Linked DNA regions of Mus musculus: region 2 is linked to region 1. Evidence: chromatin loops called from intact Hi-C (ENCODE). Cell type or tissue: left cerebral cortex. All regions are shown on one strand.

Region 1 (8,000 bases):
TGAGTGAAGGACCTGAGTGTTCGTGGGTTCCCAATTTTCCAAATGGAATCTTGGGTATGTAGAGAATGCCCTTGTTTTCCGGAAGTGTTGACTCTGAAAGTATACACAAAAATAAGTGACTATAAACACACACCCACGTACACGTGCTCCTGAGTAGAGCAAGGAGATTGGAACATGGCCAAGTGTTTACTGGAAGGATGGGGTGAAATCTGCCGTCTGTCAGAATGAGTTTCAAGTAGCGCGATTAAGTGAAGCCAGATCATTAGCAGTTGACATTGACCCCAGGCGGCTAAGGGAGGTGAGCTCCGCCCAGGGAGCGTTTGACCTACATCCTTAGTACCTTCTCTGGGTGGCCTTTTGGAAACAGAGCTAGGAGGCCCACCCGCTGGGCTCTTCTGAGTTCCAGAATAAACAAAAGATGAATGTTAACACAATGAGTAGACCAGAGAAGAAAGGAAGAGAGAGGACCGCTCCCATAAGAAGCAAAGGTGTTGATTAACAACTGCAGATGCAAACCGCGCCCTAGCTAGGGGTGCCTGGGTGGGAGCGGCCTGGAGACGTCGGGAGAGCAGGGGACAGCAGGGACACGTACCTGCTTACGAGCTCTCACCACCTGTATGGCGCGGCTGTGGTACGCATCGTTGCTGCCCTTGTTGTACTCGCTCACAGCGAAGTCCAACGCTCGCCGCACGCCTTCCTCATTGGCATCTGCCTCCTCCGGGGCTCCCAACATTCGCGGGCCTTGTTTTGGGGTCGCCGCCCAGGCCACGGCCAGGACGGCCAGCAGGAACAGCAAGGAGCGCAGCGGGCTGGCCATGGTTGGCTAGGACAAAGGGATAAAGCTCCAACAAGACTCTGAGTTGGTGCAGAACAGACGCTGCTACTCCGTGCGACTTTTACCCAAATGCGAGCGTTAGGGACCCGCCCGCCTCTCCTGGCTCCTCCTTTTCCGGCGGCCACCCTCCCTTTTCCGTCTGCCCCCTAGCGGGCCCCGCCTCCTCTTCCGAACGGCCCCGCCCTCCCTCTGCTTCAGTCAGCTGCTAGTCTGTTCTTGCCTTGTAGGTCAGATACCTCTTAAAGAGCTGCCAGATTCCCATTCCCTGCTGAGCCTCCCCTCCCCCATCCCTGCCCCGCCTCTCCCTTCCTTCTTCACTCTTAGCTTTCTGTTCTTACCAGTTCCTCTTCTGTGCCCTTTTCCACAGCTTCCCCTTTTACTCCAAGTTCCCTGTTTCATGAAGTGTGGTTTCACCAGAGAAGTTGGTCATTGCTCTCTGGACCCTAAAATGCCAGTGACATCTGAACCCTGTTTCTCCAGAAAGGAAAAGGGCAACGAGTCTTTAATTTCCTGCATCTTCAAAGTTCAGCCTCGATCACTTGATGGAGAGCAGGGTCACTATGTGGGAATGCTCGGAGCAGGGCTATTATTTCATTTTCCTGAAGGCCCTGTCCTAAGATACTTGTCAAAGGAAAATAAATTGATCTTGGGGGAGTGGGGAAGTGTGCAGCATTCTGTGTAACTACTCATTATCCTTAAAGAAACCATCCTAGGCTTCTTCCTAGACCAGGCCACTCTAGGGCCTGGAGATACCACAGGAGGCCAAGCCCCGAATGGATATTGTAACAGGCTGCCCAGTATATCCATCTAAGATGAACCCATGTGTCTTTTATGCTTCCTAGTAGACAGGTTAAAAACTACGGTATGAGGCTGGGTATGATGGCGCATGTATTTAATTCCAGTACATGGAAGGCAGAAGTAGGTAGATCTGTGTTCAAGACCAGCTTGGTCTACATCTCTGGTTCCAGGCCAGCAAGGGCTACACAGTGAAATCTTAGAAGAAAAAGAAGAAGGAGGAGGAGGGGGAGGGGGAGAGGGAGAGGGAGGGGGAGAGGGAGAGGGAGGGAGAGAGGGAGAGGGAGAGGGAGAGGGAGAGGGAGAGGGAGAGGGGGAGGGGGAGGAGGTGGAGGAGGAGGTGGAGGAGGAGGAGGAGGAGGAGGAGGAGGAGGAGGAGGAGGAGGAGGAGGAGGAGAAGACAGGGCTACACAGTGAGACCCTCTTGTTAAAAAACAAACAGACAAATCAGTGATAACAAAACCCAAATATTGAAGTCTTTAATACGTTTTATTTAACCTATCAAATGTAATTTCAATATATAATAATAACTCTTAAGGAAACAGATTATATTCCTTAATGTGTATAGTAATCCTTTAGAGTCTGTGTATATTTGTAACATTTAGGACCAATGTTCACTCAGTCTGACCCCCCTTTCCACATCTGCTAACTGCTGATGCTGGTGGCTATAGTACTGCATAAGGTTTAAGCTTTAAAGTTTAAGGTTTGTGCTAGTGGTAGTATGGGAGGTGATCAATAATTAAGATCAGATGATTATAATGCTCTGTAGAAAGTGAGATAGGGGGAGCAAGAGATGGGTGCCAGTAGATATTAGTTGAAAGATCCCTTTGGGATTCAAACAGTCGAGGAGTTCCACCTAGACCAGGGAGATAGCACCAGTCAGAGGGAATGACCCCTGCTTAGGTGATGAGGTCCAACAGGGCTTTTCTGTTTAGAAACAAGGAACACTGGCAAGGGGTAAGTTTACATAAGCAGGGAAGGGGTAGGGCCAGGACTCTAACTCTGGCAGCTGTGTGGATGCTAGAGGAAGGCTGGGGCTTGAGGGCTATGGGACAAGCTAGTGAGAGGGCAGGCAGCTGAGGATGAACATTCAAGCACAAGGTCTATTCGAGCTGCTCCCCTAAGGGAGCCTCACTGTGGGTCTGTGATTTCCCTCTGATTGGAAGGTTACATAGTTTCCACTGACTTACCAGGAGTGAGGTATTGTTAACATATGACTTATTTTATGTGTATAAAATAATTTCAATGAGTGCACACAAATTCAGCACATGTGGCTGACCTTGTAAAGTTCCCTGGTGCCTTTTTGGTCCGTGTTGGTGCCCACTGGACCCTTGCCAGTCCATCTGTCCCTGGAGGCTCATTTTTCTGTCTATTCTTGGACTTCCTGTAAACATGTAGTGAGAGCAGTGTCTGGCCCTCTGGGGCAGAAGCACCATGAGGTTCCTTTGCACTGTTTCCTTAACCAGATTCTTAGTTCCCTTTCTCTTCAGGTAGAATATATGTTCAAGTGGATACTGTGTAGGCAGACACACCCTCCAGCTCAGGATCAAGCAAGCCCATGCTCACTATGCACCACTGGGAGTAGACAGGATTGAGTTGAGTTCTATGCAGATAGCTGACTTTATTTCTTCTTTCAACCTCACTCTCTTATGTTCTGTACTTGAAAATGCCCCTGTGACAAATGAGCTGGTAGTGAAGGTATCTGGTTTTGAGAGGAACACTGGAAGGTCCTGGGCTCTCAAAGGATACAAAGAAGGATTATATTGGGGGTGGTAGGTACTGGTAACTTAGTGACATCTCTGCTCTGACCTTGGGTCTGAGCTCTGGATTAGACCCTATCAGCAGGAATCTAACAGATACTAACAATGTCACTAATGAGTATTTATGTTAAGGATTAGAATAGGGGACCCTGAGGCATTGCTATAACCTAACCCCACTATGAGTACCAGAGTAATAATGTTTATGCTGCCCTACAAGATAAAGCACCTGCGGCAAGAAAAGCAATTGTCATTTGTAAAGTGGAAATCGTTAAACACCTGTATGTGATATTTTCCTAGATAAATAGAAAAGGGGAGGCAGACTGACAGACAGATAGGAAAGAGGGCTGCATCTGGCCAGGTCTCTCTGAGCAGAATGCTGGGTAGACATTGGATTTTTCTGGGGCTCTAATCTCAGGACCATTGTTTTACAGAGAGTGAGTTGAACCAGGGAGAACCCTCCTTATCCCATCATTTCTCACTAGAAAGAAGGTCCAAGGTGGACTAATGTGGATGGGAGCATGTTGGAGAGAAGTGATATGCATGTTGACCTCTGTGACCATACTGCCTGCCATATCTCTATTATACGGTTGGCTCAGAATTATTTGAGAGAGTAGGTGACCTGTGAGTGGTACCTCTGATCCCCAAGGGTCAGACACTACAGAAGTGTACTTTCAGGAACTGTAAGGACAGCTTCCAGTTAGGTGCAGTAAGAGGTGGAAAGTGAGACAACTCTTGGGTTAAAAAGTCTGCTTATTCTTCATCTAGCTCACTTGGAGGCAGGGCTAGAAGTGGCAAAGAGATGGCAGGCTTCAGTGGTCACAGCTCAGCATGAAAGAATAGTTTGTGTCCTGGGGCCTGCAGTTTCCAGATAAACGACTGACATTCCAGACATTCTGAGAAAAGCAGGAAGCCAAGAGCTGAGCCACAGGGCTCCTCTTATAATAGGAGAACCTGAAGCTTCCCTTATAGAGTGCCTGAGGCTCTTAGAGGTTGGGCTCTGAAGTCCCCTGTGCACCCACTTCTGTATTCTCCCCCTTCTCTCCTTTTCCTATTACCAATTCATGGTGTGATGGGTGCTTCCAGGTTTTGTGCTCGAGCTTCATTGCAGTGTTAGGGCTGGGGTGGGGTTGATCCCTTATCACTGGAAACTGTGATGTATTCCATGTAGAGAGATGTGGGCGAGCAGTGTCTAGTGTTTTCTATCTGACTGTTTTACAACTCACAGGAAGGTAGATACTGTCTATTCTGCTAGTCTTGAGTTCAGGTTGCTTCTTATTCTCAGACTATTTACAAGAGTAGAGGCAGGGATGGATTTACTACAGCCTAGTGGAGAGGCATAGGGAAAGGACTTCTGAGGACACAGGCAGCTGGCTGGAGCAGCAGGATGCTCCACCCATTTTTCTGGGCTTCAGCTTACAAGCTCCCACCAAGAGGAAAACAGGATGGCTGGCTTGAGGTGACAATTCCTTTCAGGATTGATCCCCAGGTGGTCAGAAGTTCTGTCTAACCCATGAGACAGGCTGACGGTCTGCCTCTCAGTGCTGTGCAACTGAAACTTGGCCCCTTTAACAGGGTGTCAGAGAAAATAACTCCTGCCCTATCTCAGACATGCTCAGTGGATTCCTGAATTTTGGGGCTAGAGGTCTGATGTTACCAGGGCACTGTTGTTCTCCTTCAAGTGCCCTTGCCTCCTTTACCTTAACTAGGTAGCTGGATCCCGTGTGGAAGACCTTTCTTTGCTATGGCCTTCTCTATCAGGCTGTGACCTCCTGTTTTGACAGTACTAGACCGGGAGTGTTCAGGCTCAGCAGAGAGTCCTGCTAAGTGAGTTCATAGAGACTTCACTCTTCATATCTGACCATCAGTATGTAGTTTTTCATCCTCTTTCAATGTCCCTATACTGTTTTTATTAAAAATCTTAGTCCCATTATCTGGAAAGCTCTACTAATGAATGTCTTCCCAATTTTTCCATCCCTTAACCCCTTCTATTCAGCTCCTTGCCTGTAATTCTCTGCTTTTATTACTGAGTTTAGAGTTAAGGTGCTACTCTCTCCTACTTCCTTTGATCTCGTCTCCTTTGCTAAAGCCAGAAATGAAGTCCTTCTGAAGTTTAAACGAAGCTATTTGCTCTATCACTCTAGTCTTATGGAACTCACGGTGGAAATATTCCTACTTGGAGACTAGGGGAAGGCAGAGGGCAGATGGGAAGGAGGGAGGAAAGAGCAGGCTGCTGTGGAAGCTAGTATCTGGGGGCATTTTCCTTCATTTTATTATGAAATAGTTTAAAACTACAACAAGGTCATAAGAAATCTAAACATCTATATCCATCAGTCTGTCATTCATTCATATTAGACTGAATTAACTTTTCGGCTTGTCTGTCCACCTATCATTCTCTTCCTATTGTGAAATGCATTTTTCACTGGATACACTTTGCAGTTGCAGACACCAATATATCCTACTCCTAATCACTTGAGTCTACTTGTCCCTAACTACAGCTGGGTATTTGTTTGCAGTGTTTTCATTTGTTGTAAACCTGTCTCAAAATGTGCAGATCTTAAGTGCACTTGTACCAAATCTTGCAGAGGTGTACTGTACCCTGGTGCCACCCAACTCCCATGGGATGCAGAGAGGCCCTTCCCTACCCCTCCAGCCAGTTCGGATATTCACCAGCCATCCCAACAACTGATTCCATCTCTGTCATAGTTTATTTTGCCTCATGTTTTCATCACTGGAATTGTATAGTATATTGGCATTCAGGTCTGGCCCTTTTCACTTCATTGTGATGTTTTTAGAAGTGCCATGTTGATGAGCTACACATGTCTTTATATTTGATTACCATCATGAGTTTCCTTTTGCAAAGACTCTTGGGATGTTCTATCCTTGGGTTCCTGAAAAGTCTGGGCATAGCTGATCATGTCTCTTGGCTGTCTTCACTGCTCTCTCTTTTTCTTGTTTCCATTTCACTTGGAATAATTTCCTCTCCTCTCCCCAACCCCCCATTTTTAAAATCATGATACAAATTAAATCTAGAAACACTAAAACTGGAGTAAAACTTCATTTAATCCAACATTGAGCAGTTTTCCCAACTCCTCCCCCACATTTGAAAATAAAAATACATTTTTAAAAAAAATTAAAGCATTTTCATTATAAAAACAAATAAAAAATAAAAACATACAGGAGGTAAGTTACAAACATGCATGTGAATTTGTATGTGGGTATGTGTGCTCATGTGCCTTCATGTGCACACATTTGTCTGTGAGTACACATGTGTTTTAACCACACTGAGATCACGTGGAGGTTATATTTTTAATAGTATTTATTTTATTCGTTTATCATACATCACATCCTAATCATGGTATCCCCTCCCTCTGCTCACTACCCCTTCAGTCTTTTCCCCCCAGATATCTTCCACTCCCACCTCAGAAAAGAGCAGACCTCCCAGGGACATCAAACAAATACAGCATAGCAAGCTACAATAAGACCAGGCACATACCATCATATCATGATTGGATAAGGCAGCCCAATAGGAGGGGAAGGGTCCCACAATTATGCAAGAGTCAGGGACAGTCCCTGCTCCCACTGTTAGGATTTCTATAAGAACACAAAGCTACTAAACTATAACATATATGTAGAAAACTTAGATTAGACACCTTCAGATTTCCTAATCTTGCAAGTTCCCATGAATCAGTTGATTCTGTGGGTCTTGTTTTCCTGGTGGGTCCCAAATCCCTTGGGTTTCAGTAATACTACATCTCCCTCCTCAGCAGGACTCCCCGAGCTTCTCCTAATGTTTAACTGTGGATCTCTCCATCTGCCCTCATTACGTGCTGGATGAAGTCTCTCTGGTCTCTTTGATGAGGTTTCTGCTAGGCTCCTATCCTAGCACACTCTGAAGGCAGGGCAAACTGTAGGTGGAAAGGTTTATTTTTCTTGTTGTTTTGTTTTGTTTTAATTTATTTATTTGTTTTATATATGCGAGTACACTGTAGCTGTCTTTGCACACATCAGAAGAGAGTATTAGATCCCATTACAGATGGTTGTGAGCTACCATGTAGTGGCTGGAAATTGAACTCAGGATGTCTGGAAGAGCAATCAGTGCTTTTAACTGCTAAGTCATCTCTCCAGCCCGGTTTGCAAGTGTTGTGGCTGGGTTGATGTCCCGATCCCTCTACTTGAGGCCTTCTTGTTGATGGTCAATTCAGGCCCCATGTCCCCCATTCCCAGGAGTCTTTGCTAGGGCTATTCTCATAGATTCCATGGAGTTTCTAGTGCACTAGGTTTCCACCTCGCCCCTGAAATGCCTCCAATTTCAGTCATTTCTCCCAGTATTTTCTCCCTCTCTTCCTTTCTGCTGATGCCTACTGTTCCCAGTCTCAAACTTCTCCTGTCTACCTGCGAAATATATTCCATTTCACCTTTCTGGGGAGATCGTTGATTGCTCCCTTAAGCCACCCTTGTTGCTTAGCCTCTCTGGGTCTGTGGATTGTAGCATGATCATCTTTTACTAGGCAGCTAATATCAACTTATGAATGAGTACATCCTTTGTCTTTCTGGGCTTAGGTTAACTCACTCAGGATGATTTGTTCTAGCTCCACTCATTTGCATGCATA
Region 2 (8,000 bases), 1.8 Mb after region 1:
GCAACTCAATCCAAAGAATGGGCCGTGAGACAAGAACTTTCCACCTTCCAGCATTTTCAAGAGGAATTGGGCCGGGGCCCAGCACAACTGAAGGCAGAGCTCAAACCCCACCTCCTACTTTAAGCCTTCTAAGTCCCCTGTACACAGTGAGCCTCTGTCCTCCCACTTCTCAGTTGGCCTACTCCATGTAACACTTCCTTACTGTGCCCAGAGTCCTTTCTCCTGGGGACTGGTGGAGAGCCACAGACCTTCTTCACCTGCCATGTGGGTACCTTGAGCACATCACCCCAGTACAGATGCACTTTTTCACTCTGTCAAAGCAAAATTAACAGGAGACCATTGTTTTGGTCTAAGCTCTAGCACAGGCCAGACTAAAAATCAAAACGGAATTGTTCATGCTAAAGTTCATATCGCCAAGCTGAAACACGGCTGTTCATCGGACCTTTGGAGAAATCAAGATCAGAGGCACAAAAGTTGAAACCAAACTTTCAGTGTGCCTTGTGATGAAGTTCTCCCGCCTATGTGCTTATTCGGAAAAGGAGACACACAGCCTTGGTGAGTTAGCTGTCCATTGTTTTCACATGGTCCTGTCTTCCTGTTCCTACCTTTCAAGGGATGTGGCTGAAACAGCCAATTCGTTTTCTGATCTCTACTGTGAGTTCTCAGCCCTTCTCTGGCTACAAAAGGCAGCTTTCGATACTTGATATCTTTTATGAGACTAAGTGTTGTCCAACTGACCGTGTCAGAGCACATCATAGTAGTTCTTCCAACAGCAGATTTATCATCTATCTCTTTGTGTCGCTCGGGTGCTATGACAGTGGGCATCTTCCACTGTTTCTGAGGTTGGGCCTTTGTGTCTCCATCTATACAACAGGACCATTCCATGTTTGCATCATTAAGAGTGAGATATGGCCCTTAAAAACAGGGTATCTGCTCAGCCATGGGGCTCCTTCTCGGTAACTGTAGCACACAGCAGCCCAGCCCAGATCCTAACACAGTCTTATGAGCAGTTCCATTAATGCTTGTTAGTGGATCAGAGATTTAGTTTTATTAACAACACACACACACACACAAATTACAAGTGTTATTACTTCTATTACAAAGATGTGGCACACAATAATGTAGGAATTTTCAAACTCCCACCCCCAACCTTATAGCACAAGGAACGGAATGTAGAGTTTCCTACAGGCTAACTAACTGTACAACTACGAAACCACACCCCTGCTCCAAAAAGCTCTGATTGGTTGTTTAAATACACACACACCCACACCCAGCTCAGATGTAAGTGAATCCAGCACACAAAGCTTCAAGCGTCATGAAAAGGAACTGGGATTAATAAGTACACGAGGATTCACAATGGCTTTCTTTAAATAGCGAATTTCCCTGGCACATTGTGAGAACTTTCCTTCCAAAAGCTATATTTGCCAACTTTCCAGAAGCAGCTGCTATTTAAAGCAAGTCACGCTTCTGACGACGGAGAAGAATTCAGATTCTTCCAGAAGCTCTGCCTCATGAAACTGGAGCTGCGTTTTCATTTGGAGTTCCTTAAAAGGTTCGACCAGCTTTATCTGCCATCATCTCAGCCATCGAGGAAAGCATCAGCAACGTGACTTCTGTTTGTGCGGTGTTCCTAAAGTATCTAGAGGCCTTAGTGGCATTCAGTGGCAGAGTACCAGCCTAGCCTCTGTGAGACTCTGGGCTCCATTCCCAAAAGAAAAAACAAAAAAACAGAAAAACAAAAAACAACCAAACAAAAACACCCAAGAAGACTCTCAATGGATAGTTAAAGTTAAAATTAGTTTATTCCAGCCAGGCATAGTGGCAATATGCCTTTAATCCCAGTACTAGGAGGTGAAGGCAGAGGCAGATGAATCTCTTTGCATTCCAGAACAGCTTGATCTACAAAGTAGATCTGAGACTTACTGCTAAACAAGCTCACGCTTTCTAGCTCTTTCTGAACTCTAGCTGGCTGGTCAACTCAGCTGTTCTAGCTCAAACTTGTCTCCAAGATGACCGATTCAATCTGGCTTCTCTTAGTTTCTAACTGAATTGCTCTCTTTGGCCTCATACTGACTTTAGCAAGTTGTTTGACTCTTCTGGCTCCTCCTCATTCTCTGGCTTGTTCTGTCTTCACCTATGTCTAGCTTGTTATCTCTCTGCAACCTGTCCCTGTACAAGTGTCCTGGTAAAACTGCCTCCCTCCCTCTCCACCCTCTCTCTCTCTGCACTGCTCTCTTAAGTAGCTTCCCCTTCTTCTCTCTTCTCATGAGAATTGGACAGATCCTATCATGTCAAATTTTTCTCCAGTTGGTCACTTTGTCTGCCACTCAATTAAATGTCACTTTCAAACATAGGTGCTTCCTTCTACAAACTAACTTTACCTTCATTGTTTGGGATTAAGAGTGTATATTCCAGCCAGAGGGATTAAAGGTGTGTGCTAAAGGCTAGGCCACACCCGGACTAGAAACAGGTATTTTTCAGTAAATAACACAATCTCAGGGTTCACAGTGTGATCAAATATCCTGCAACAGGGTCTGTTTCAGATGGGCACAATACTCAGCAGCCTCCTGAAGGACAAACCAAGGTCACTGCTTCCCCAAATGCTTCATTAATAATTAACAGCGATGAGTGGTTAGGGCTGCACTGTGCTAAGAACAGTGTCAAGAGCTTTAATCTCACCTAATCCTAGCAAGAGCCCCGGCTGCGTGTGCTGAGAACATCATCTGATGGGGCAACAACGGCAACCAAGTACCCTCCCCACCCCAGACAGCCTGCTCAGCAGGAGCCTTCATTCCTACCTGAGTCTCTTGACCCTCAGGACACAGAACCTTCCATGAACCTAGCCATTATACCATGAGATGCTTTGTGTGGTTTGCAGGACATGTTTCAGTTGAGCCCAGCCTGAAATTTCACTTATCACAACTGTACAATCCATTCTCAGGAACCTTGATGAAATAACAGAGGATGGCTATTTTTACAAACAGTTATTTAGCTCATGCATCTAGAAGTTCAAAGGCTTGTGTCTGGTAATGCTGTCTTTGATGAGTGTGCCCTAAAATGAGGCAGAGCATCACGTGGAATGAGACATCCATTATCTCTTCTGGCCACTCCCTCTTATAAAACACCAAGATCAGAACCTTTTATCTCAGCCCGGATAACCTCTCCCAATCCTAGCTACCTCCCTCATAATAGCTGACAAGGGGACTTTACTGAGGAGCTTAGGGGATGAACCATATTCTAAGCATAGCACCCACCACTCAGGCCTCAAACCAGGAGGTGAGATATCAGGGAAGGGGAGAGAGTAGACCCCCGTGGGCCCTGAGAGTCCTGACCTAAGACCTCAGGATAATAAAAGGGTCATTATCCAGCAGTACAGCTAAATTAGAGTATGGAACAATGGTAACTACAATAATATTCCAGGACACACTGCTCTCTTTAGGTCAAATATAAGGAAACATGTGAAATGCAATGAAGTAAGAATTAAGACCTCAGTGTAGCCCAAAAGACCCAGCTGAAACCACCAAACTGTGCTGTGTGTGCTGTGCCAAGCACCTGCAGGGCCTGTCAATCACAGCTGGAAGACACCCAGCCACGGGGTTTCTAAACCTAAGAGTCTAGAGTGGGCCCCCGAATTTGCATCTCTAAAAGCTTCCTGGTCCAGCAGCATTGGTCTGGACCTTTGAAAAGCATTAGCCTGAAGATCACTGGAAGGATAATAGTGCCACTCAAATTTTTGGAACAAGTTGTCATTATCACACATAAACAGATCAGGCCTAAACAGCCCAATGACTTAACAACTCTCTAAGTGGCTCCCAGAGCAGCTGCAGTCGGTCTGTTCCCTGTTCACACTGTAACCCCTGGAGGTTGCAGAAACGGGCAAAGGGCAAAGATGCTGCTGACAGATAGGAAGCCAGACATTTGGAGAAGCTGCTTTCTTGCATGTCAGTTTGGCGAAGTTCAAACTCTGTCTGGCTCACACAGCTCTAATAGTAGAAGAATAGAGGCCAGAGAATTCCTAGAAGACCACACCCAAGCCTCACCATAAGGCTGATACCACTTCTTATCAGCTACAAGCTTGGTCGTCCCAGCGGCCTTGACCTCTTAAGGGAGGAGAGGTTTCCAAAGAAGCCGCACACTTTCTGCCCCCTTCCTTCTGCAAACTGCTATACTCACTTGAAGGACACTTTCTGCAAACGCAAGAACTTCTTAACCCAAGTTGAAGAATTTGCTGACTCAAGTCTAAAGGCAACACTTATCTAGTAAAAGACTCATTTAGATTAAACTTGTCAAGTGATATAATATACGGGGGAAAAATGACTTGTCCAAAGTTTCTTTAAAGTTTTGTGCTTTAAAAAAAGAACAGGGGGCTGGCAAGATGGCTCAGTGGTTAAGAGCGCTGACTGCTCTTTCGAAGTTCCCGAGTTCAAATCCCAGCAACCACATGGTGGCTCACAACCATCCGTAATGAAATCTGATGCCCTCTTCTGGAGTATCTGAAGACAGCTACAGTGTACTTACATATAATAAATAAATAAATAAATAAATAAATAAATAAATAAATAAATAAAAACAGACCCTATAATTTCTGAATATATTAAATCAGAACTGCTACAGCTTATTGATCACCAGTAAGCCTGGACAGGTTACTGTATCCCCACCCCCAGCACTGCGGTACAGACAGCATAAGAGGTGAGTATTGCTTTCTCATTTTACAAATGGGGCGATTGAGACGCACCAAAGCTGAAGAGGTAGTGAAACTGCAGACACCAGATTCCACCTCTAACTTTGGTCCTTAAACAAAGCATCACCTGCCACCTCGTCTTAAAGACCTTCAGTTCGTCCCTTACGCATCTCTGACCCATCCAACCCTCGCTCCCATCCCACAGGAATGCAAAAGTTCCCAACCCTCTGCTGTGCACCAGAGACACAGCCTGTCTGTCCAGCCCCTCTCAGTCCAACCCCTCCTTCAGTTCTCGGCTCCTCCGTGTGTTTCCCTGCCTCCACCCTCAGCAGAATCCGGGCTCATCAGAAAACTGACAGCTAGAGTGACTGATGTGTCTCGTTTAGAGATCAAGGGGGAGGCTGGTACATAGTCCAAGCTGGCTTTGAGTTCAGCTCCTCTTGACTCAGACTCCGGAGAGCTGAAGTTACACCTGCCTTTGACACTGTAGACGTTTGTTTTTGGGGTGCAGTTCTTAGACCGAGAACTTCCTGCCCACATACCCCAACCGGAGGAGATAAGCAGTTCCCTCCCAGGGGCTGACACTTTCTTCTTCCTGCACCCACCAAGCTCTGTTTACACTGCAAGGTTTGTCCTCAGGGGAGCCTCGAGCCCTAGCACCTGCAGTTGCCGATAGCAACCTATGTACTTTGCGTTTACCCTGCTGATCTGGGGGCCCTGAGTCAGAAAAGCCTGGACTCTTGGAGCATGGGCTCTCTCCATCTAGGCCTATCTGGGGTCCTAAGCTTTGTGTCTGAAGACAAAGCCCCCTAGAATCTGTGTTAGGGTAGAACACTCTGAGGTTAAACCGGGTATCCCCAGTTTCCCGCTAGAGACAGCGCTGCAGACTTGGGAGGGTAACTGCTGCTTCGCCAGCTGCAGTCTCTAGATCCGGTGGAATACAGAACAAAGTGACGTGACCCAAGGATTAGGGTGGGTGGTGAAGCATTCTGGAGAAAAGAGCCAAGGCCTGGGGGCAGCTGCTACTGACTGGAGCCTCCCGAGTCTCGGCGAAAATGAGCTGGACCCAGCAAGGCACTCACCAGACACATTCAACTGGCCTCCCAGGAACCAGCCGATCTTGCCCGTCCTGAAGTCACAGTCCCAGACAGTATGGTAAGGAGTGTCCCAAACTAGTGTGTCACGGGCCAGCGGCCCCCAGAAGGCGGCCGGCTCCTGGGCTGCCTGAGCGCTCAACGCGGGGTACGAGCCTGGTTGCGCTGCTGCAGGAACGCAGCCCGGGAGTCGGGTGGCGGTCGAGCGGGACACGCTCAGTGACCACCCCGATTGTCCAGAGCGCCCTTGCAGGCCACGCAGCAGTCGCCCCACACCGCTGCCGAGGCTGCGCGCCGCCATCTCGCCCGACGCCCCACGCGGGTGCGGTAGCCTGAGCGCCCCTAAGAGTCTCCACGGCCCCGCCCCGGCTCCGCCCCCGCGGCCACCACCCACTACTTCTCTCCCGGAGAAGCAGCTTCCTTGAGCCTGCCCCTTCCCACCTCTTCCCTCCTGGACAGGGACTCCGGGAGGTGGGTAGAACTAGGTTTTGTTGTGCGCCCAGTCCGGGGCTAGCCCGCGCTCTCGGCTTCAGTTTCCTGGGTTTCTGCGATCTCTTTTTACAGACCAAATAACTTTCTGGCTGGCGACAGAAGCTGCAAGTACACGGTTGGCCCAGCCTCCGGACCTGGGACACAGGCAGCGCTCTGAGATAAGATTGGGAACGCGTCTAAGTGGTCATAAGAGCGAAGCAGCTCACAGATGGTGTGGATGAACCGTCAGTTGGTTCAGCATACCATAGATTGAAGTCAAAGCTTTCCTCCTTAGGAGACCTTCTGAGAGTAAAGCCCTCTCCCAATGGTGTGGGCCTGTACAACCATGCCACACACACATAAATCACCCGCAGCGGGCTAAAGGGCTGATGAGCAACCCTGGGGGCCTTCAAACAGGAAAGGAGGTGCTATGAAGGCCTGAGTCCAGTAACAATATTTTGGTTACCAGCTGCTGACCTCTGCCAGGGCAGGTACCACTTCCTTGGGACCCTTTGCTGATTCCAGGTGGTGGGAAGCTATGGGAAAGAATAAATCAATGTCCATATCACATTGGGCCTCGTTGACCATCAGCTCCGTCATGAAGTTCAAGTTTTTGTTACTGAATAATCAAGAGTAAAAAGAAATGTGTCTCTACCAAATACTTAAGAAGTGAATAAATAATAAAAAAAATAAACACTAGAGGTCGGAGACTTTGGAAAACTGGTTTGTGGAGTTCTTCGGGCTGGCAAAGACTTTTTCCTGTTGGCAATGACAGCTGTAGATAGGTAGTTTCCTTGGAGGGGATACTGTGGGCAAGCTGCTGAGGAGGAAGGCGGTGCCAACAACTAGCACAGGCATATGTCCTGCCCTCAGCCAAGCACTTGTCCTTAATTCAAAAGTTAGGCAAGTGGGCACAGTGGTGCACATCTGGGGTCCCAGCTATTCACGAGTCCAAGGCAAAAAGATCACACCCTGGAGACCATGAGTTTGAGAGTAGCCTGAACAACATTGCTAGTCTCCACCTTAAGAAACCAAATCAAACCAAAAGCTAGGCTAGGGCCAGAAACAAAACAATGGAACACAGAAGGTTACATAGTGCTCGAATAAATAAGGAAGCACTCAAGCTAATAAAAAGAGACTTATAAAAGAGCACATTTTAGTTGAACACATAAAGCTATAGGTAAGAGAAAGGGCAGACTCTGCCAGGTGGTCTGAGAGATACCCACCAACACTTCCTCCTCCAGTGTGTACTCGGCATTTCCTGCTCCACCAAGACCAGGAGACTGAGCTGGAGGTGTGGAAGCTGAGTTGGGGGTGTGGCTCAGAGACAAAACACCTGCCTAGCATGCACAGGCCCTGAGTTCTACTGTCAGCATGCATAACCCTCTAAAAGGATGAAGATCCAGGCTAGCTGACCTCCTAGCTTTACTCCAGAGGACATGGCAGAAGTGATACTTTGACAGGCTGGCTAGATGCCAAGGCTGTGTTGAGGAAACCCTGTGTGCTGCTTCTTTTTTTTTTGGTTGGTTGGTTCCCAGCTGCCATGGTGTGAGGGAGTTGGTCCTGCCTTCTGGGGGCAAAGAACCCACAGAGAGACTGAGTTGCACCAGCCCACAACCAGGAACAGCTCTGGACAGATGTGCATCCACCTTGGCTGCTCTATACCAGGTATGGAGCCTCACCCTCAGCACAAAAGGCCTTTCTAGTGATTTGCGAGGTTGGAAGAAGTCTCAGATAATCTTAACTTTATTACT

The links. Peaks named below come from ENCODE experiments on the same cell type or tissue, not always from the same donor. Only the 100,000 strongest peaks of a DNase experiment are listed, where the experiment ranks them.
Region 2: a loop joins it to region 1, with 3 times the contacts of the local background. A loop is called at or near these places in 2 of 42 quality-filtered maps.

Annotation. Positions count from the first base shown.
Region 1 is chr2:148,874,561-148,882,560 of GRCm38, forward strand. It overlaps Cst3 (cystatin C), which reads right to left and starts at 952. Exons shown (of 3, transcript NM_009976.4): 1 at 593-952. The coding sequence starts at 817. In left cerebral cortex, a CTCF peak has its summit at 979 (motif pointing left); DNase peaks (open chromatin) are centred at 216, 973, 3,006 and 4,776; H3K4me3 peaks cover 1,464 bases; H3K27ac peaks cover 5,299 bases.
Region 2 is chr2:150,662,122-150,670,121 of GRCm38, forward strand. It overlaps Acss1 (acyl-CoA synthetase short-chain family member 1), which reads right to left and starts at 6,119. Exons shown (of 14, transcript NM_080575.2): 1 at 5,764-6,119. The coding sequence starts at 6,076. E130215H24Rik (RIKEN cDNA E130215H24 gene) reads left to right here and starts at 5,373. Exons shown (of 2, transcript NR_040331.1): 1 at 5,373-5,836; 2 at 6,340-6,811. In left cerebral cortex, a CTCF peak has its summit at 4,554; DNase peaks (open chromatin) are centred at 90, 1,403, 1,865, 5,123 and 3 more places; H3K4me3 peaks cover 1,964 bases; H3K27ac peaks cover 4,591 bases.